2 separate regions of the Mus musculus genome follow, and region 2 is linked to region 1. Evidence: chromatin loops called from intact Hi-C (ENCODE). Cell type or tissue: heart. All regions are shown on one strand. Links, peaks and the distances in the headings refer to the core of each region. The heading gives the core; the rest is flanking DNA. Region 1 has its middle 24 kb from the start of Gm30571. Region 2 overlaps Hsf2bp (heat shock transcription factor 2 binding protein).

Region 1 (10,250 bases), core at 4,685-7,184:
GGCATGGATCTGTGTTTCCTGGACACAGGATTCCTGGCAAAACCTCCCTAGAGAACTGAGGGCCTCCCGTCATTGTTCCCGAGCCGCAGGAACTCAGATAGAGAAGGGATCTTGGAAGTGGCCTGAGCCTCAGGGCAGACTGCAAGCTTACCCTGCTACAAACTGATTTTCCCAACCAATGGGAAGAGACACACGTCTTTCTTCCTGGTTCTTGCTCTCTGACAGACTGGAAAACCAGGTTCCCGGCATCCTACCCTTGGACCCAAAAACTACTAGAGGCAAAGAACTTGGGCAAAAGGTGTCTGGCACTGCCTACTAGCTGCACAGGGGGCCTGTTTATTCCTTGTGGGCCATGTCTGAGCATTGGCAAGTGCCTTCCTAAAGTTTCAAATTCAACCCTGACAGGTGAAAACTCCCCGGGGTCTCCCCCCACCCCAGGGGCAGACTCTCCTGTTCCCAGGTTCCAGCCAGAAGGCCCTGTCTCCATCAGCTCGGCCCAGCCCCCAGGCATGGAAACTGCCACAAAGCATGCTTCTCTACCAAATTCATGGGCTGGGACTCAGGCAACTAGCAGCACTGTCCACTGAGGGACCATGTAGGTGTGGGTGTCCCATGAAGTCCTTGTGACCCTTCACTGGCCTGTCAGGAGTGGGTGGGGCTGAGCTCTGACCCTGAGAGCTCTCCGTGCCTTAGAGGTTAGCTGGCCCTTGGAGAGTCACCCTGGCTGCCCCTGGGAGACAGAAGAATATGCTTCAGCCTCCAACACTGATTTGGGTAGGCAGATGAGGGACAGAAGCTGAGGACCAAGGCTGCTGCCCCAGAGCAAGACCTGTAAGTTCAGGCCATTGTTGGGTCTTTGTTGTTTGGGGTAGGCAGCTGCAGGAAGGTGCTGTTTCCTCCCCTGAAAGGAGGGCTGTGTCTTGGAAGCCTTTGAGGTGGCCTTAGGAACCCCCAGCTGCCAGCAACAAGCTGGAGTGAGGAAACACAGTTTGTGCCTTCGTGGGCCCTGCCTGTGGGCAATGTCCCCAAATCTGGGCCCTTACTCAGCATCTACTTTAGAAAGTGTCACCTTGAGGAATGACCTCTGCTGTGCTGGTGTCAGCACACTTTATTTTTTTATTTGTTTGTTTGTTTGATGTCTTCTGGTCCTAGCTATAAGCTCAGTTTTATGTTTCTGTGGAGAATTATAAAGGCTCCTGTGGTGCCCATCTGAGTCCTAGGAGAAAGTACCAGAAGCATTCTAGGAAGCCAAAGCTATCTCTATGGGTTGGCCTAGGTCACCTGCTCAATTTCCTTGTAATAGCAAAGGTTCTTGTGTGCCCAGCTTCCGGCTTTAGCACTGTGCTGGTTAGATTTTGTCAACATGATACAAACTTAGCACATCCGGGGGAAAAAAAGAAAATGTCTTCATAAGAAGATCAGCCTGTAGGCAATTTTGTGGGGTAGAGTCTTGAGTAATGATTGATGGGGAAGGGTCCAGCCCATTGTGGGCAGGGCCATCCCTGGGCTGGTGGTCCTGGGTTCTTTCTATAAGAAAGCAGGCTGAGGGCTGGGCAGTGGTGGCACACGCCTTTAATCCCAGCACTTGGAAGGCAGAGGCAGGTGAATTTCTGAGTTTGAGGACAGCCTGGTCTACAGAGTGAGTTCCAGGACAGCCAGAGCTACACAGAGAAACCCTGTCTCGAAAAAAAACCCAAAAAAACAAAAACAAACAAAAAAGAAAGCAGGCTAAGCAAGCCATGAGGAGCAAGCCAGTAAGCAGCACCCCTCCAAGTTCTCTGCTTCAGTTCCTGCTTGACTTTCTTCAGTGATGGAGTGTGACCTAAGCATTTAAACATAAACCCATCCCTCTTTTTGGTTGTGGTGTTTTATCACAGCCATAGAAACGCTAACTATGACAGACTGCTGTTTGCTTCCATCTTTGGCCTTCCTAGTTAGCAGGTAAGCCACACCCAGATTTCACCTGCTTTCACAGCAAACATGAAGAGAGGGCAGCTACTGCTCAACCGAGCCAGAGTTTTAATTTTATATTGCAGAAAGCATCTAGAGACATATGGGTTGACAGCTGCTCCATGGCGTGAACGTGCTCGACATCTTAAGTTGTGTCCTTAGAAATGACTGATTGTATGTTTTGTATACATTTTACCAAAATCAAAACCCAACATAAGCAAGGGTAACACCCACCATAGCTGAGATGACCTTGCACATCCTAGGCTGCAGAGAATCCAAGAAGACAGACTCACAGTCTTGGTACAGGGGAGGGGGAGGAGGGATAAGGCACCTCCCCTACCCCCAAGCAAGCTAGTGGTCTTGCTACCACCAGCAGCAGCCCAGGTCATGCAGGCCCAGCAACAGCTCTCATCTCTATGTGGCAGTCACAGCAGCATGTGGGCTGCTTTGAGGACAGAGAACAATGGGCCTCCAACACACAGAGGTGGGGCTTGATGTCAAGGTCAGAGGCCCAGCGGACAGGTTCCAGCCAGAACTCACTCTTCATTCTGGTATGTGCACATGTCAGCACAGGTGCTTCTGGAGGCCAGAAAGGGATGTGGGATCCTTTGGAGCTAAGGTGACAAGTGGAACTTCCCACATGAATGCTGAAAACCAAATTCTGGAAAAGTAGCAGGTGCTTTCCAACTGAGCCTCTCCATCCCTCTGTGTGAATGTTTAAAATTTATTTCTCTTTCTTTTTGAAACTATAACATAATTACATCATTTTCCACTTCCCTTTCCTCCTTCTATGCCCTCCTGTATACTGTGTGGGTTCCTAAATACATAAGAGCGACCTGTTCAGTCTGAATAATTTTACTCATATGCATGCTTTCAGGGCTGACCATTTGGTATGGGATAACCAACTGGTGTGCTCTTCCTGCCTTCTCTTCCACAATGATCCCCAAAACTTAGGTGATGGAGGTGGCAACTTCCTGAGATGGGACCTCATTCTATAGTTTAGACTGGTCTGGAAACCACTATGAAGTGCAGGCTGGCTCGTAGTCATCCTCCGTGATGCCCCAGCTTCTTGTAATGATTTTTGCTAAACCTGCTGTCTTCATCAACAAGCTCTGGGTTCTAGTGACCCTTTCCCTGCAGCTCTTATAAGTCCTGAGAGGCCCTGTAGGTGGGTAACACACAGGCCACCCTCAACCCCTTTACTAGCAGAATGTACTTACGGAATATTTTTATCATGAGAGGCTTCAAGTGGAACTCTGAGGGACCCTCTTGCCCCATGACACCTAGAATCCAGGACCCTGACCTCTTTAAAAAATAGAGGGGTCCTAAGGTGCTCTCCTCAAATGAACCATATCTGAGCTAGGCCACATTAGCTGGGAATACTCAGAGGACACAGTATAGCAGGAAGGGCAGAAAATGCTGGGTCAGGGCTGGCTGGCTCAGTCAGCAAGATATATGGCCCTAAGGAGAGGCCTGAGAGAGCTCTGGGAGGTTAGAGCTGCCTAGAGGTAAAGCGCCAGCCTATCCTTAGGGATGTGACCAGCAGGCCCACAGACACTCAGGACAGACGCCATGGAAGCCCTGGGCAGCAGCTGCATCAGCACCCTGGGTAACCGACAGACACTGTGGCAGCTGTGGCCTGGCCAGGCTCCCACTCACCTTCTAGAGCAACTCCATGCTGCAGCATGGCAGGAAGAGCAAGTGCTATCCACAGGGAGCCACAACAAAACAGCAGCCAAGAGCACAGGTCCAGGCTCCCTACAGGAGCCCAGACCACCTGAGGGGCACACAGACAACCCCAGAGCTGCAGCATGAATCACATACAGCAGCCTGGCCTCATCTGTGGCCTCATCCAGTTGTAACCCTTCATCACGCTGTGCTGGGGTAAAGGACAGTAGGGCCTGTCTACACAGAGCACACATCTGGGAACAGTCAGTGAACTGTGTGCTGCTGTGGTCAGGGCCTTGCCCCAGCACATCTGGTCAGATCAGGCAGCCTTGCCCCATGTCAGCTACACCCTGAGGGCATTGTATAGAGCTGTAATATACTACTCGATCTCTCCTCTAGCAGACATTCTATGGTCTCCCTACATCTCTGGGGCTCCGGTCTCCTTACTGCAAAGTTGGGTACTCCCTGCCATCCTCTCACACCCCTGCATTGCCCCTAGTACCAGGGCTTGCTGCCTGCCCTACCTCCTGACACCAGCCGAGCCATGCAGTTTCTTTAATGAAGAGTAAATGCCATTCTTTTGATGGAGTTCCTGGGCAGGGCTTTGGGCTGTACCTAGAACCTCCAGTTGAGAAGCCCTGGTCTTGGGGGTCCTGGGAATCAGAAGGGACTTTCAGAATACAGCTGTTACCTGGGCACTGCCTTCTGTACCTAGCCACATCTGGCACCCAGCCAACAGCTCAGAACCTCCAAAAGCATCCCAGTGCCAGGGAGGGAGCCTGTGCAGGCTAGGAGCAGGACGGAGGACACAGTTCCTTTCCATCCTGCTGACTGCTGTGGTAAATCTTTCAGACGCCCAAGAGGCTGAGTGCTCAACAGCCTGGCATCAAAGCACTTACTGTTTAAATGGCTTGCCCATCCTAGGAAAACATCATGGCTTGGGCACAGCATGGAAGTAAGGGAGGAAGAAGGGAGGCCTCGCCATGGTCTCCCTCTGTGCCTTCTTACCCCATTTAAAAAAATGCTCTGAGTTCAAGGTTTCTCCACCCCTCCATCCTGCACAGTGCACTGGTCCCACAAGGAGCAGAACCAGACTTGGGAAGCTGAAGCAGGAGTTCAAGGTCTAACTAACCTATACAGCTAGTTCAAAGTCAGTCTAGCAAACACAGCAAGACACTGTCTTAACACAAAGGATAAAATGGCCTGAAGATACATTGCAATGGTAGAGCACTTGCCCAGCACTCATAAGGCCCTTCACTGGATCCTTGGTATCACAAACAAAACAAAAAGAGAGCAACTAACCATGTGATACCTGGGAGGTGTACCTCTGGAAGGCACCTGGCAAGTAGTTAGTTCAATCGCCAAGCTTCAAGTGACAGGGGCCCTGAGCACCCCCAGGCTTCTCTGAGGAAGGAGGCAGCCCCTTACACCAGGTTTCTGCCTCTGCCTTGCTCCCCAGACCCCAACTGCCCTATCCATTATGGACTGAAATCTTAGCCAGAGGCCAGTGCCTAGGGTATGAGCCAGCCCCACTTAGCGTCCCAGGGTGCTAGAAAAAGACTCCGCTTGAGGGGGCTTTTTACTTAGATGTGAGCCTGAGGAGACAGTGTCTATACTGGGATACCCAAAGATGGAAGACAGTCCACAAAGCACAGGGAGATGGCAGGTTAGTGTGAGAGGAAGAACACTTGGAGAGACGGGGATAGGGAGGAAACAGGAAAGACAGGCGCCAGGGCTCGGGGAAGAGACCTTCATCCAGAGTGCCTGCTTACATCAAGGCCCAGTGGAGGGCTGCTAGGGAGGTGGAGAGATGCTGCTGTGTGGAAGGAAAGAAGTGAGAGTGACAAAGCGCATGTGCTGGGTCACAGTCTGGGTTCCAGCAGCAGCAGCAGCCCCCAGCTGCAGTCCAGCTGCTTGGAGCAGCCCAGAGAGACAGGACTATGCTACTCCAGGACCTAGCATTGCTAGACAACACTGATATCTGGCTGGCCGGAGAGGGATCTAAAGCCAGTGAGCAGAGGACAGGAAAGGGCAGACAGTGTGCTTAAGAGGTCTTCCAGAGGGACGACATACCAAGGAGCAGGCTAAACTGGAAAGGCCACCTGGGGTTCAGGGCTCCCAACACTGCCACCAAATGGTGGAAGCCACAGTGATACAGATCAGGAAGTGGAGTGGGTATTTTGTCTCTGAGCCACTTCCACTGGCCACAGGAAGTCACAGGGCCACAGGATGAGTGACTTGGGGTCCCTTTGCCACAAGCGTGTGCCTATAGAGCCCTCACTTCAGATCATGCCTCAGTGTGTATGAAGAGCAGGTTCCCGGGGAAGCACTCTTTCCAGTGAAAGAGTCTCCCTGTGAATTCCAATCTACACATGTCAATGCACACGTGTCCTTTCACAGGATAAATCCTCTACATCGGATGGAAGGGTGGGTTCCATGGATGATGGAGTCCGAAAAATTCAATCTCCACAAGCTGTCTGTCTTCCCAGAACACAAAATCTATCTGACACTATAGAAGGGAGAGAGAGGCTGGGGAGACGGCTCTGTGGGTAAAGCATTTGCCACCAAGTGTGAGGGCCTGAGCTGGAGTCCCTCGACCAACAAAAAGTTGGGCATAGTAGGCTGCATCTAATAACTCCCAATACTTTCATGGAGGGATGGGAGGCAGAAATGGGACAATCCCCAGATGCCTGCAGGCTAGGGAGCCTGGTGTACATAGTACAGGAGCAGAAATGTAAGAGAACCAGTCTCAAACAAACTGGAAAGAGAGGACTCCCACCCAGGGCTGTCTTCTGGCCTCTACCCGCATGCCTTCCGTTCAGCAACACCTGGTAGGCTCGGTACTCAGACCCTGGATGGCCAAGTCAATCTGGTTAGAAGAAACAGAAACCACTAGACTGGCCCTGTGACACCATGAGGGAACACACCCCATTTCTTCCCAGGATGTTCTTTCCCCACCCACCCCATTCTCTGATAATAATATTATCAGATAATAATATTCTCTGATAATAATAGATAATAATATTCTCTGATAATAATAAATCTATTTATTTCTCAGAATACAAATCAAGACATCACACAGCATGACCTAGCTTGTAGGCCCTTTCCCTGTGACCCCCATCTCTGTACGTGGTGAACCCTTAATGCATCATCTGATGATGACAAGGACCGTGTGGGTGTGATGCAAACCCCAGCCCAGTCTTTCTAGAACTTGGTCTCGAACCTTCAGCTTCCTCCCCAATTACAATCACTCCTTGGATTTGCCATCCACATGGGGAGGCTTGCCTGAGACCAGCCCAGTGCTCCAGCCAGCTTGGCCTGCCTACATGCCAGGCTCTTGGGAAGCACTGTGACCACGCTGGGCCTGAGCCACGACTTTCTAAATCACTCTGTTTTCAGTCTAGCCCGCTGGAGCGCTGGCTCACTGACACACCTGTTCACTGCACTGCGTGCATTCCCCTTACTCTCACTCACTGACTCACGGACGATCTATCCTGCCTCGGGTAGAAATTACATAGCGAGGGCTGGATGGCCAGGAACACACACCCTGACCTGCATCAGGCAGGAATGTAACTCAACTTTCTCTCAGATGACCTGGCTTCTCCCAGAGAAAAGCCAGAGGCAAGCAAGACTCCTGCACAGGCAGCTCTGCTGAACTTAGGAAACCCCAGGGAGGGAGTGGGCCAGAGAACCAGAGAGAAAGGGAGGCCGGTCTCAAAGGTCAGGTCTCCAGCCATCCATGTCCATGGACAGCAGAGGCTCTGTCTTCAGGGAACTTCCGGGGCCTGCACCAAATATGGACATCCTTTTGGAAGCTGCTGACTAGGGGTTGGGGGTGTCCTCCCTCTACTCTGTCCCATTGGAGATAACTAGGAGAGGCTCCAGAGAGCTTCAAGCCCACCTGGGCACAGGAGTGGCTGGAGAAAGTGAGCAGACCCAGGAGTGTCTGTAACTGCCTAAGAGACAGATGCTTGCAGTTCCAGGGAGGGGAGTTCTGGAGTACAGTCTCTGAACTGCTTAGCCAGAGTCTGCAGAACTCTCCCAGTTGTACTCTCTGGGGACTGAGGGTAGATGACAGAGGTACCCTTGGAAATACCCCAGGAGATGCTGCAATACCTCGGGGAGCCAAGTGAACTCTCAGATATGTCCACAGGCCAGATCTGGGGCAGTGACCTGATCCATGGCTGGGCAGCGAGGCGGACCACATTCCTTCACTGTGTTGTCCTTGGCTGGAGGCCTGCTCCCACCTTTGTGTTTGCTATGCCAACAACATACCGGTAGATTTTCAGCAGATACCTAAACAGTGCGAGTCGGGGGAAACTGATGGGCAAAACCACGGCTTTCCAAGGTGACGAGGGATAGCTGGTGTGCACACTACACTGCCTTCTCAGTTCTGATGTTCTGAGAGCTACCCGATTTTCTTAGTACAAAAACCTGTCCCGCTTAGAACGTGAGAGGCCTGAGGGAACTGGAGGCACTGGCCAACTGGTGTTGGCCGGGGTTGGGGTGGGGCTCTCCTATTGTATGAGATGACATATACCTACAACCCATTTTCACAAATCTACTCCAGATAAAGCCTCCAGACACCACCGGCATGGCGTGAGGCTGCTGAGGACTGCGTACCCTCACACCCTGAGAAGGCCGTGCCTCCCATGTTGTCACTCACAACTCAGGTAATGAGAGCAGACCTCTGTGAGACCATGAGAGAGCATGCCATATCCTGGGGATGCCTCTTGGAGGATGTCTTGGGATATTTCTTTTGGGGGGCACTTGGCCAGCTGTGGTGCAGGAGCCAGTGGCTATGGACGGAGAGGTCTGGGGTCTCAGGAAATGTTCTGCTTTTCCACAAGGCATGCTATTTGAAGGGTGGTATGGCGGCTAGGCTCAGTGATATCCTAAAGCATAGCACGTGCACATTTATAAGGAACTGAGAGGTAAGCTCAACACTTGCTGGTTGTTCTTGGTGCCCACATTCCTTAACCCTGGTCACCCCAAAGCATAAATGCTGCCCGCCTGCCTTTCTTGTCTTCCTTGGTGGTGAGGCCACTTCATGTGGCAGGAACTGGGCACCTATGGCCCAGCATTGCCTGTTCTCGATAAGGTCAGAGTTCAGTCCCAGCCACAAACACTCAGAGAGGAGACAGCGTCTCCCAAGTCTGCACAGCAGTCCCTGGGAAGGACACGGCGCTCTCCCAGCACCAAAGCTCTTGCCTCTTCTGAAGTGAAAGCTACATCTCCACAGGCTGAGGAGGGCATGGCCCAGGCCAGAATGTTCTGGAGGACTGGGAAATAATGAACTATGTGCTAAGGAAGGTACCCATAACACATTTTGGGAAAGAGAAACTGCAGCATGGCTTATGCAAGCGACACTGGATGCAGTATGCCCTCTAGGGCAGGAATTAATGCCAAAGGGGACTGCTTGGCCCCGAGTTGTATGTGACAAACAGGAAGGCTTTTCACCTGCCTGGACCTTAGTCAAGGGTTTCCTGAGACAAGATGATAGGATCAAGAGCCCAAGAGTACAGGCAGCTTTGTTCCTTGCTGGGAGTCTCCTGTGCTAATGACGTCAACAGGATAGACAGGGCCCTGGAGCTAGCCAGCTGGCAGGTGCATGAACCTCGGACACCACTCTTACCCCAAAGCCTGAACCCTAGGCCTAGGCCCAGGGTTTATTTGTTTCCATTGAGATTCTAGTATAACCTGAATAAAGCTTTTTCCTGGCAACCCCCAGAAATGGGATTCTTTCCAGAACACTAGATAAAAAGGGAGGCTTTAGGAGGCAAGGAAGCCAGGAACCGAGACAGCAGGAGGGATGGTGCTCCACTTGAGGCCAGCCTGGGTTCAGGGCCCTGGTGGTCAGTGAGTTGCTGGTAATATAAGTGGCAGCTGGCTGGAATCTTGTGAGGTAGGGACTTTAGGTCAGTCCTGCAGGACAATGATAACTTGCCACCACTTCTACAGAACTGACAGAGTGTCTGAGCACGTACACTTGGTCTACAGCCAAAACACAGTCACACTGGTAACACAGGGCTGGTCTCAAGAATACACAGGGCTTTAAACCCGTCTCCTGGCCTCACAGGCCCATCAAATGCAAGGGGAATATGTGAGGGAGAAGAGAGAAATGTCTAGTGTATCACAACTCACGGCCTTGGCTGCTCAGAAGCATGTGGCCTTTACCTGTGATACCTGCTCCTTGGAGAATGCTATCACGTGACTGTGATTCACCTTGGAAAGAAAAGGCACCAGGCCCAGGCTGGCTTAAGCCTTCCCACCCTCCCTGCACCCTCTTGGGGCTGCCCTCACTGCCTAGTCCAGCTTCATTCATCAGCGCCCTGGCTCCCTGGGTACCAAGGAAGAAGAGGCCTTTATCCTGGGAGGGATTTGTGGACATCAGCTCACAGCAAGTAGGAAAGGGCATCACTATCAGAGAGAGAGAGGAAAAAGAGAGAGAGAGAGAGAGAGAGAGAGAGAGAGAGCCCATTTAATGCTTAAATCCTTAATCTTCTTATATTCAAGTGTAAATCCAAGGTCTCCCCACCCCGCCTTCCCACAGCCAGCTCTTTTACAGCATCCACCACAGGGTCAGCTGCACTGTAGCTCACCCTCCCTCTGCAGGCCCTCCACGAGTACTC
Region 2 (10,250 bases), core at 2,912-5,411, 88 kb after region 1:
AGAGCACAGACACAGATAGGGCAAGTTCTCTGTCATAATGGAAGTGAATGAGACAGTCCAATTCCAAGTGGAACCCTTGGTCCCACCCAAACCTCATGACAGTCTCTGCTGTGCACATCTAAGCTTCCCAGCCCCCACCACTACCCTCACCAAGCTCTACTCATAGTGCTTGAAGACTTTCTAGCTTGGATGTCCAGTTTTCCAGATTCCTCCTACAAACCAGCTCCAAAGGCTTGCACACCACATGGCCAGGTTTAGTCACAGGCACAGCCCTGCTCTCAGCACTAACTTTAACTCTGTGTGAAGCAGAGTGTTTCTATTGCTGTGACAAATACCTAGGAAAAAAAACCAAAAGGAGCAATTCATTTTGACCCACAATTTCACAGAACTCATTGTCACCTGGCTCACTGTTTGTGGTTGTCCTGGAACTCACTATATGGATTAGGCTGGCCTCCAACTCAAAGGTTTGCCTACTCTTGCCTTCCAAGTGCTGGGATTAAAGTAGGCTCTATTTTAAATGTCTACCAACTCCTTCTTGTCTACTGGTCAAAATATAGGCCAAAAATGCTTACTCTGGGACTGGAGATGGCTCAGCAGTTAAGGGCACTGACAGTTCTTCCAGAGGTCCTGAGTTCAAATCCCAGCAACCACATGGTGCCTCACAGCCCTCTACGATGGGATCTGATGACCTCCTCTGGTGTGACTGAGAGAGGGACAGTGTATTCTCATATATAAAATAAATAAATCTTTAAAAAAAAAAAGTTTATCTGAAACTAACCAGACTGCTTGCAATTTATGAGCTGATCTTAATGGAATATAGCAAAACTAAAACTTCAACTGTGTTAGTTCACACAAAACCTAATCCAGGCTTAATAATAAACCATGTTCTGTTTGCTCAGTATTAAAATCCAAGCCAACTCTACCAGTTTCTAAACCTCTACTACAGTCACAAACATTCAGAATTCCTTAGCACGTAGGCAGTATGGCCCTGGACTGGATAGTTCAGAACTCTTGTACAACAGTAATACCTGCTGATTTACCTGCCTCTGCCTCCTGAGTGCTGAGATTAAAGGCGTGCGCCATCATGTTCAGTTGAAGCAGCCTTTTAAATATAAAAATTAAAAGGAGGCTGGTGAGATGCTCACTGGGTAAAGGTACACAACCTGTGGCCACAACCCAGAACCCACATGGAGAAAAAAAGAACCAACTTCCGAACAAAGTGAAGCATACACAAGCCTGCATAATATACACAAACATTCACACCAGACACTCTCTCATGCCCAAGGACTCTAAATGTGCAAAAACAATATGCTAAAAGGAAGTAAATGATCTACCTATTAAACGGTTATAAACTCTATGAACAGTTCGCCTACCTACAAACTTACTCAAAATGCACATCTTTGAAACTACAATCTCCTGAGGGTTAACAGAGAAAATAAGAGATCAGTTGCTGCTCAGAAGCAAAAGGCAGCAAACCGACAGTATCGGGACCCAGCCCCTGCAGGCACCTTGCCCAAGAGCCTACCTTCTTCTCCCTCCCACTGTCTGCCTGTGCAGTTTCTAGCCGGGCTTTGAAGTGTTCACGGTCCATTATCAGTTGCTCTAATTCTTGTTCTTTTCTTTCCAGGTCTAGAAGAGACAGAAAATTACTTAAGACATGTGGAACCACATACAACATTCTTATAGTCCTGTGCCTAAGCTCTCTTCCAGTTTCCAAGCCATACGAGTAATCTTTTTGTTGTTGTTAGACGGGTGGGGTGGGAATAGATGCTGGAGAGTGAACCCCATGCCATGCACACTAAGCACAATGTGGTACTGAACTGCCTCCAGTCCTGAGAGAAATTCTCCTGTTCTCTTACTTTGTGATTTTAAGATCTCATTTTCTGCCAGACGGGTACTCAAGACTTCAAGAAAATGAGTTATTTAAAGTACTGAAGGCAGAGCTGGGACGCTTGACTCTCTCATGGCACAAACGTGTGTCTGTGCCATAAAAAGCAGAAGGCATCTCATGAGTGGCTGGTGCCAGCAGGAGCTGACTCACAGAGCAAGTCCCACCAACTGGCAGACTGACTCAATAGAACAACTGCAGTAGTAAACGGAGGCGGGAAGCAACAGAGATCAAGACAAGAACATGCTACAGTGAGGGGGTAGTGACGACGTAACACTTCCTCTCCACCAGCATTTAGCTTATGAGTCAAATGGCCAACAAAAAACTCAAAAGACACCCACATCAATAAACCAACGAGAAGCATATTATCAACTTTAAATACTGTCATACTGCAGAAATACCACTGTTCAAAAAATGGGGTATTTAATTCAAAATTTTAATAGTCTGATCTCAAGGCTAAGAAATCAAACTCTTTTTTTGCCAATATATATGCAAGATTTGAGAATAAATACTAAGAGAGAGCAGCTGGCTAAAGCCTAATATGCTTAGGATCCCAGGGGACTTGGACCTGGCACATGGAGTTTATTAGGTGGGCCTCAGAACTTACATCTCTTCTCTGTAAGGTAACTCTTTCCTATTACCACTTTCATGGACATATCTACTACATTTGCCCCCTCCCCCCATCCTCCACTCTCATGCATCTCCCACTGCTGCTGACCACCTGACTGTCAAGAAGCCTCCTCTTACTCTCATGGCTTGTGGATGCTGTTAGGGTTGGGTATGACCTTCTCAGTTTAGCATCTGTTGTGTGAACAAGAAGCACAGGTGACTTACCAATGACTACAGCAGTGAGAAGAACCACTCCCCTTCCTCCAACAACCAGTAGCTGCCAACTGCTCCTCAGGGAGGGGTAAAGAGAAGGTACATTTCTTTTTTTAAGATTTCTAAAGATTAGCTAGAAAGATGGCTCAGTGGTTAAGAACACTGGCTGATCTTATAGAGTTTTGTTCCCAGAACCCACATGGCAGCTTACAACTGCCTGCAACTCTGACTCCCAATCCTGGCTCCTCAGTACCAAGTGTGAATACCGTGAACAAACATACAAGCAAGCACTCACACACACATAAAAGAAAAAAAAATCCTTTTTTTTTTAACTGTATAAATGTTTTGCCTGCATATATGTATCTGTACCATGTTCACACCTGGTGCCAATGGAAGCCAGGAGAGGGTGTCAGATCCCCTGGGACTGGAGTTATATACAGTTGTGGGTTACCAGTGCTGGGACCCAAATCCTAGCCCTCTCTGCAAGAGCAGCAAATACTCTTAACCACTGAGCCATCTCTCCAGCCCAAAGAAATTAAATTTCTAACAAGGTTCCTAGCAGAGGCTTTAATTAATCATACTTCAAAACCAACTACTTCAAATCAACAGCCTCAGCTCTCATCACTAGCAGCAAGAAAGGAACACACAGTGGACAAGAGAGCTCAGCTACAGCAACAGGAGTATAAACAGAGGGTAATGAAACCCGAGTAAAGGAACAAATGCTTAAAGAACATATGCAAGACCACACACCCCTCCACCTCAAGGAGGAAAGGTTTACAGGCTGGTGATCAATCATGTGCAGGCAAGGGAAGGGGCACGCTTTGTGCTCCAGAGATCTGAAAAGGCAAAGGAACACTTACACAAAACCCCCAGGGACTGCCTAGAGCCATGTGGCATCCCAAGCATTCTGGAGAAAGAACAAAGAAAGTGCCTACATTTCCTTGAGACCCTGTCCAAGAAGGAAGATTAGAACCCAAAGGTCAACAACAAGGTGGAGATTATGAAACCGGCTGGCAAGGTCCCTTTCACATTTCCTAGAAACATGCAAGCCCCGCTGGACTATTTATTCTCCCCTACGTCAGAGCTTTCTTCCCCGACTTTTCAGGTATGTCATACCATGTGAACTCTCCTTCGTCCCACTAATCCTGACCACCCACGAAACCAGTGAGCAATGGACCTTCATGTCTTAAAATAACACTGTTGAAGACATGTAATCGTGTTGAATGTTATCTACACATATACATTATAAGCATATGTGAATACATTCCACATAACCAGACAGAAACTAAGTAGTAAAAGTATCAGCAGTTTCGATATTTTATCTTTGCAACTAGCTCTTAAAGTCTGCTTCTATTATTAAACTTTGCTACTCGAACACAGCCGAAAGGAGGGGAGCAATTAAATCTCTGCAAATCTTGCATGTAAAAATATACAGAAACCAATTTTAACCATCCAACACTTTTGTTATAGTAAATTCCTCTCTGTGTAGCTTTATGTGGACATGCACAGGTTTTCACACCAAAGCAACAGGCTCAACAAGGCCATTGTCACAATATGGAACCCCAGAAAAGTTCAGGCCATACTGCTCAAGAGACTATTTCCATCCCTACAGCAGTTGTATCAGCTGTGTCAGACCACCGCCTAGTGGCCTGATGGAACCATTGCTTGCAACCTACCACCGCCACCAGGACATGAGACTATCATGTTGTTTTATGCTGCACCCCAAGGGCTTAGAAAAATGTTTGGAATGTTGTAGAATGAGTATCACTTCTTTATACATTCTTCATCTTCTACTTGGACAGAAAAGTACAACTTTAGTTAAAACAAAAGATCTCCCTTAAGAATGTACTGCTTTTAAGTCAGGTGGTGGTGGAGCATCCTTTTAATCCCAGCACTCAAGAGGCAAAGGCAGGCTGAACTCTTGAGTTCAAGGCTAGCCTGGTCTACAGATCGAGTTCCAGGACAGCCGGGACTATACAAAGAAACCCTGTCTGGGGGTTGGGGACTGGGGACAGTGGGAATATACTGCCTTTGGCCAGGAGTGGTAGTGCATGTCTTTAATCCCAGCATTTAGGAGGCAGAAGGCAGATCTCTATAAGAGTTCCAGGCCAACCTGATCTACATAGCATCTCTAAAATGGTCATAAAAACAATACATAAAAAAATATATTGCCTTTGCAAATGTTTTCAATCTACAAACATAAATAATATAGACAACGCAATGACTGATACACAGAACGGAAACATCTTACACAAACTCTGTATGAAAACAGGTTATCTGTCACCCAGCCTAGCTGCTTCCACTGCTTTTGCACTCAGAACAGGAGAATCTCTAGCAACACAACTGCATAGAGGCTGGCACATTAGACAGACTAGGGATAGAGGGAAGCCATGTACGTCGCAGACTATTTCAACAGCAATACTTTATACAGCTCAGGCTTTGTTTGGGGGTTTAGATCACAGAGTCTCACTGTATTTTCCAGAATCCAGCTGCCCCAGCCTCCTCCGGGCTGGGATTATAGGTGTGAGCCACACATAGCCCGATAGGTTTGAGTTTGAATTGTTTTGGTGGTATTGGTAGCTGGTTTTTTTTTTTTTGTTGGTTTTTTTTTGGTTTTTGGTTTTTTTTTTTGTTTTTGTTTTTGAACACAGATCAAAAACGTTCAGATCACACTGGGATCTGGTTTCTCTTCCCCTGTTACCTGGCACGTCTATAACACGTCATCAGTTGTTTTTCATTAATGTGAAATACTTTTTACCACAACAGCTGTCTGAAAACACAAACACTTTTAAATAACCACTAGCTTTTTCCTCCCCAGTACTCCGGAAGCTTCAGAGAAAGGAGTGCAATACTGACAAGCTCCATCTCACTCTGAGCTGAGATTTGGGTGGCACAATCCCTGCCAAGCACATGGAATGCAGTCCCATGGGCTGCGGACTTTCAAACCCTAGTCCGGGTGCTATCAGGGCCAAACTCACTGTGAGAGCTTGACAGGTAGACTTGTTCCTTGCCTCTTTCTGCCCAACATTCCCTGGATTAAGTAGCACTTTGGCAGACCCTACCTCCACCTTCACATGGCCTGTTCTTCACTATCTTCCCTTTCTGGCCTCCCTATATCTTCACACAGACCTCACTGTGACCCTGGTTAAAACTCTCCTGACAAAATGGACTAGAGCCCAACAGGCCTCACTGTTCCCCTGTGACATTCTGAGGACCTGGGGACTATACTTGAAGCTATCTTTTCAGGGAAATGCTTGACAGATACTTCTGCAACTTGCCAGGGTTTCATCAGACTGTCAGCCCTTTGTCAGGCGTTCCCACTCACATGGTTTTCCACAGCAAACAGACACCTCCACAATGATTCTGCATCCTACACGTTTCCCAGGAATAAGCCGTTGCAGTAGCTCAAGGGCTCCAGAACTAAAGACCCAGCTCCGGACCACTGTTCCAGAGGAGCTGTTAAGTATCTCAGGTGCACAGACTAACCCAGTGATCCACAGAAGAAGGCCAACTACATTTACCTGTTGAACACTGCTTTAGTCTAGCCAATTCATTTCCACAGTAAGTGGACTGTACACTGGACAACCTGCACTTTCCAAATTGCGGAACTGAAATCCATTGGCCAAATGCTATACCAAATGCTGTCCCCTCTCTCTTGAATAAACTACTTCTCGGATGCCTTTTAACTGCCCCCCTAAGTCTACTCCTTCATAAAGCTGTCTAGGATTCCCCCAGCCAACCCCCTTAAGATTCTGATGGCCTTTTATGGTTGAGAGACATCTGTGACATTGCCTCCCCTTATACTGTCTTTGTTTTTCTTTTCTTTCTCCCTATTCCCCAAGATTACAATCACGTGGTGTACTCGTAGATTCTTTCAAGTAACCAGTAGAGGGCCCTCATGGACTGAGATCCTCAAAGCTCACAAGCTGTTCTAGTAGTATCTAAAAATCCCAACCATCCTGTCCCATTTGAAGGCACAAGACTCTTGGATGTCAGGACAATCTGGATTTGGCACTTCACCCCACCCTCCACAGGGCTACCTGGCTGAGTAGACAGGCATGCCCTTACTTATCATCCCACGCACATCCCTTCCTAAACTAAATGTCCAGTTGAAGAGGACAGCCTTCCCTGATCGAGGAAGACCATTCCTCAGCCAAGGACATATACATAGCTGTGCCCCCTGCTAGAACTGCCAAACAAGCTCCTTAACCTCTGAAGGCTCTGCTCCTGAAGCTGACCAAGACTCAGCTAACCCTTTACCATCCTCACTGTAATAATAGAAAATTATACAAGAACTCAGGCACGGACTCTGTCCTATTAGCTGAATGGTCTTAGATGATAACTGAAAGTCCCACAGTGCTTTCACTCTGTCTCAGTCTCAACTGAGACCTCAACACAATCAACAACAGTGCAGAACTCCTCTACCAGTCTGTTCTTCCAGTGCTCCATGCTGAAGAGTACTGATAATGTTTTCACAGGAGTACTTTCCAACTTGGTAAACCTCAAGTCAAGGCTATCCTAAGCTCACTGTGTGATAGTGTCTGAGTCACAACGGAAGCTGCTAGGCTGTGAATCTGCCAGGATGCTCTCTCCAGTACACCAGGAGCTCAAGGAGCTTCCCAGCTGGAAAACACTTCCCCCAAGATTCCTACAAAACACAACGAAATGCTGGTCAGCATGTAGGACACAGATGTCCTGCCCTTCCGTATCCCCATCATGCCTGATCCTGACCTACAAGGCTGTGCCTTCCTTTCATTACCAGAACCTATCTTGTTTTCTCATGACCCCACCCATCCAGTCAGAGTCCAGTGGAGCCTAAGACTCACCCTGAGGCTCACCAACCCTTCTAAGTCATCTGATGTTCAGATTCAAGCCATCCCCCAAAACACGCCACTTCATCAGTATTTTAGTATCCGTCCATTTAGAGGTTCCAAAGCCTCTGACCTCAGCCAAACCCCTCCCACCCTCCACGGACATCCCACCTTCCCTGTCCTGCCTCTGCTATCTGAGAGTCCTTCACAAGCAGGAAAACCTTCTGATGGATCCAAACAACAATCCTTACTCTATTTGTGACTGTCACACATCTTTCCTTTTCCTTCTTAAATGGTGTTTTGTGGGCGATACGGAGTAGCTCTTTTGGGGAACCTGGGGTTCAATTCCCAGTCACAACAGTAACTCCAGTAACAGAGGATTCAACACCCTCTTCTAACTTCCTCAGGTATGGCACACAACGAGGCACACACAGGCATGCATTCAAGCTACACACTCAGACATATAAAATCATATTTTACAAAATAGAAAGTGTGCCTTTGTCTCAGTGTTGGTTCTTTAAAGATGCTTAGACAAGACACTGCTTACCTACCCAGCTTCTCACAGGCAGGTCTCATGCTAGCTCAGAATCAAGTTTAGTATGCTATCTGATACCTATCTTATACGCTTAGGCACTTGGGAGATCTCTGTGAGTGAAAGGCCAGCCTGATCTACATAGAGAATTCCAGGACAGCGGGGCTACCAAGTGAGATCCTGTCACAAAAAAAAGAAAGAGAATTCACAAGCAAAAGCTAGATAAACGGTGCTGTAGAAGGCCATCTCTTCAACCTTGCCTTGGCCAGAAAAGTGGGGGTCGTCAGGGTAAGCCTAAGTTGAAAGTTTACCGTGACCTCACAGGAAGAAATGAGGTATGCCTAATGCCTAATATAGAGCTCATGTCTGGGTAGTCAGAGCTACTCTGGGCAAGGCTTACCTGTCAGAAAAGCTTTGCCATCACAGTAAGGTCTAGTTACGTCTTGGCCTAGCACCAGTTTGCTACAGGATTTTATCCTACGAATAAGGAGCAGCTATTGAAGTGGCTTAATTCCAGTAGTAGAATGATAGAATCAGACAAAAGTGACCAGGCTGGGGGCTAGTGAGATGGCTCAGTGGTTAAGAGCACTGACTGCTCTTCCAAAGATCCTGAGTTCAAATCTCAGCATTCACATGGTGGCTCACAACCATCTGTAATAAGATCTGATGCCCTCTTCTGGGGTGTCTGAAAACAGCTACAGTGTACTTACATAATAAATAAATAAATAAATAAATAAATAACCCTTTAAGAAAGCCAGGTAATACCAGCACTTGGGAGGCAGAGGCAGGCGGATTTCTGAGTTCAAGGCCAGCCTGCTCTACAGAGGGACAGCCAGGGCTACACAGAGAAACACCTTGGAGGGACAGCTCCAAGGTGTGTGGTCCAGGACTGTTCTCTGAGAAGACCAGGGCAGGCCAGTGAGAAGCAGCACAAGGGAATCAGTATAAGTGAGGCAGAAGAAAGTAAAAGTGATCTTGCTAGCTAAGTGGAAATATGCCCTGCCATTTGTCAGGCTACAATAGCAGGCAGATACAGCCAGCTGCCAAGTAAACAGAAAACGTTATGTCTCCCATTAACTGGAACATGTCACAATGCTGCTCTCTTGGAGTAACCACTCACTTCTTATTCATCGAATTCATTTTGAAAGCTCCCCCATTTTCAGAAGGAAAAGCCTGATATGGCCTGAAGAGTTACAGTGACACACAAATACAGCCTGACTTCCCTCTAGCCTCAGAGGTACAGGTAAGGTATGTCTAAACAGTGTTCTACATTTATGTGAACTTTCACTGTTTACAAGCAAACAAGACCTGGGTCCACTTCACACTCAGCCTCTAGTTGCCTCTTTACACAAAGCTCCACCTTGCTATGAGCTGTCAAAGCATAGCTCAAGGACTTAGGGGGCTGAAGCATTCCTATCTATGGTTTGAGGCCAGCCTGGGCTGCACAGAGAATTCAAGGTTATCCTAGGATATATAATGAAGCCATCTCCAACATAAACACTGTTTCATTACCACACCACCTAAGTCCATGCCTCCAGCCATGGCCCAGTGAGGTGCCTCCCATTCCTCTGGTATATGGTCATGCATACATCAATGAGTCATAAACCTGATCTAGTCAGATACAGATCTGGTCCCTGATTAACTTACGATGGACATTTAGAGTCTGAATGATCAAGCAAGAAATGGGAAAAAATGCCAAGTAAGAGTCAGGGTAAGGCAGATGTTGGAGATCACAAATGCATTCAGCAGTCACTAGCATCAAGAAAATGACTAAAGCTTTATGTGTGCCTGAGACTGCCTTAGGGAGGCTATGATGAAATAGGACTAGGCTGGGCCTCAAGTACCTGCACTGTCTAAAGACTGTTGAGCAGCAGTTTTTAACCTGTGAGTTGCAATCCCTAAGGGTCGAGGGGGGTGGTGTCGAAAGACCCTTTCACAGAGGTCACCTAAGATGATCAGAAAACAAAGATACTTACATTACGACTCATAACAGCAGCAAGATCATAGTTATGAAGTAGCAATGAAGTAATTTTAAGTTTGGAGGTTTACAACAACATGAGGAACTATGTTAAAGGGTCACAGTGTTAGGAAGGATAAGAACCTCTGGTCTCGAGAAAGGTGAATAGGCAAAGGAGACCAAGAGGACATCACAGAGACAAATGGGGAAGGGACACAGGTCCCAGGAAGGCCACAAACC

What was found. Hi-C counts contacts between places; a loop is a spot of excess contacts. Peaks named below come from ENCODE experiments on the same cell type or tissue, not always from the same donor. Only the 100,000 strongest peaks of a DNase experiment are listed, where the experiment ranks them.
Region 2: a loop joins it to region 1, with 2.3 times the contacts of the local background. A loop is called at or near these places in 6 of 42 quality-filtered maps.

What each region holds. Positions count from the first base shown.
Region 1 is chr17:31,931,714-31,941,963 of GRCm38, forward strand. No RefSeq gene overlaps it. Among named protein-coding and RNA genes, the nearest start is that of Gm30571, 24 kb to the left of the region's middle. In heart, for the core only: a CTCF peak has its summit at 5,753; a DNase peak (open chromatin) is centred at 5,578; H3K4me3 peaks cover 328 bases; H3K27ac peaks cover 2,000 bases.
Region 2 is chr17:32,021,241-32,031,490 of GRCm38, forward strand. It overlaps Hsf2bp (heat shock transcription factor 2 binding protein), which reads right to left. Exons shown (of 8, transcript NM_028902.1): 3 at 1,526-1,629. Among named protein-coding and RNA genes, the nearest start is that of Hsf2bp, 8.1 kb to the right of the region's middle. In heart, for the core only: no CTCF peak of the experiment used is centred there; DNase peaks (open chromatin) are centred at 3,671 and 4,351; H3K27ac peaks cover 686 bases.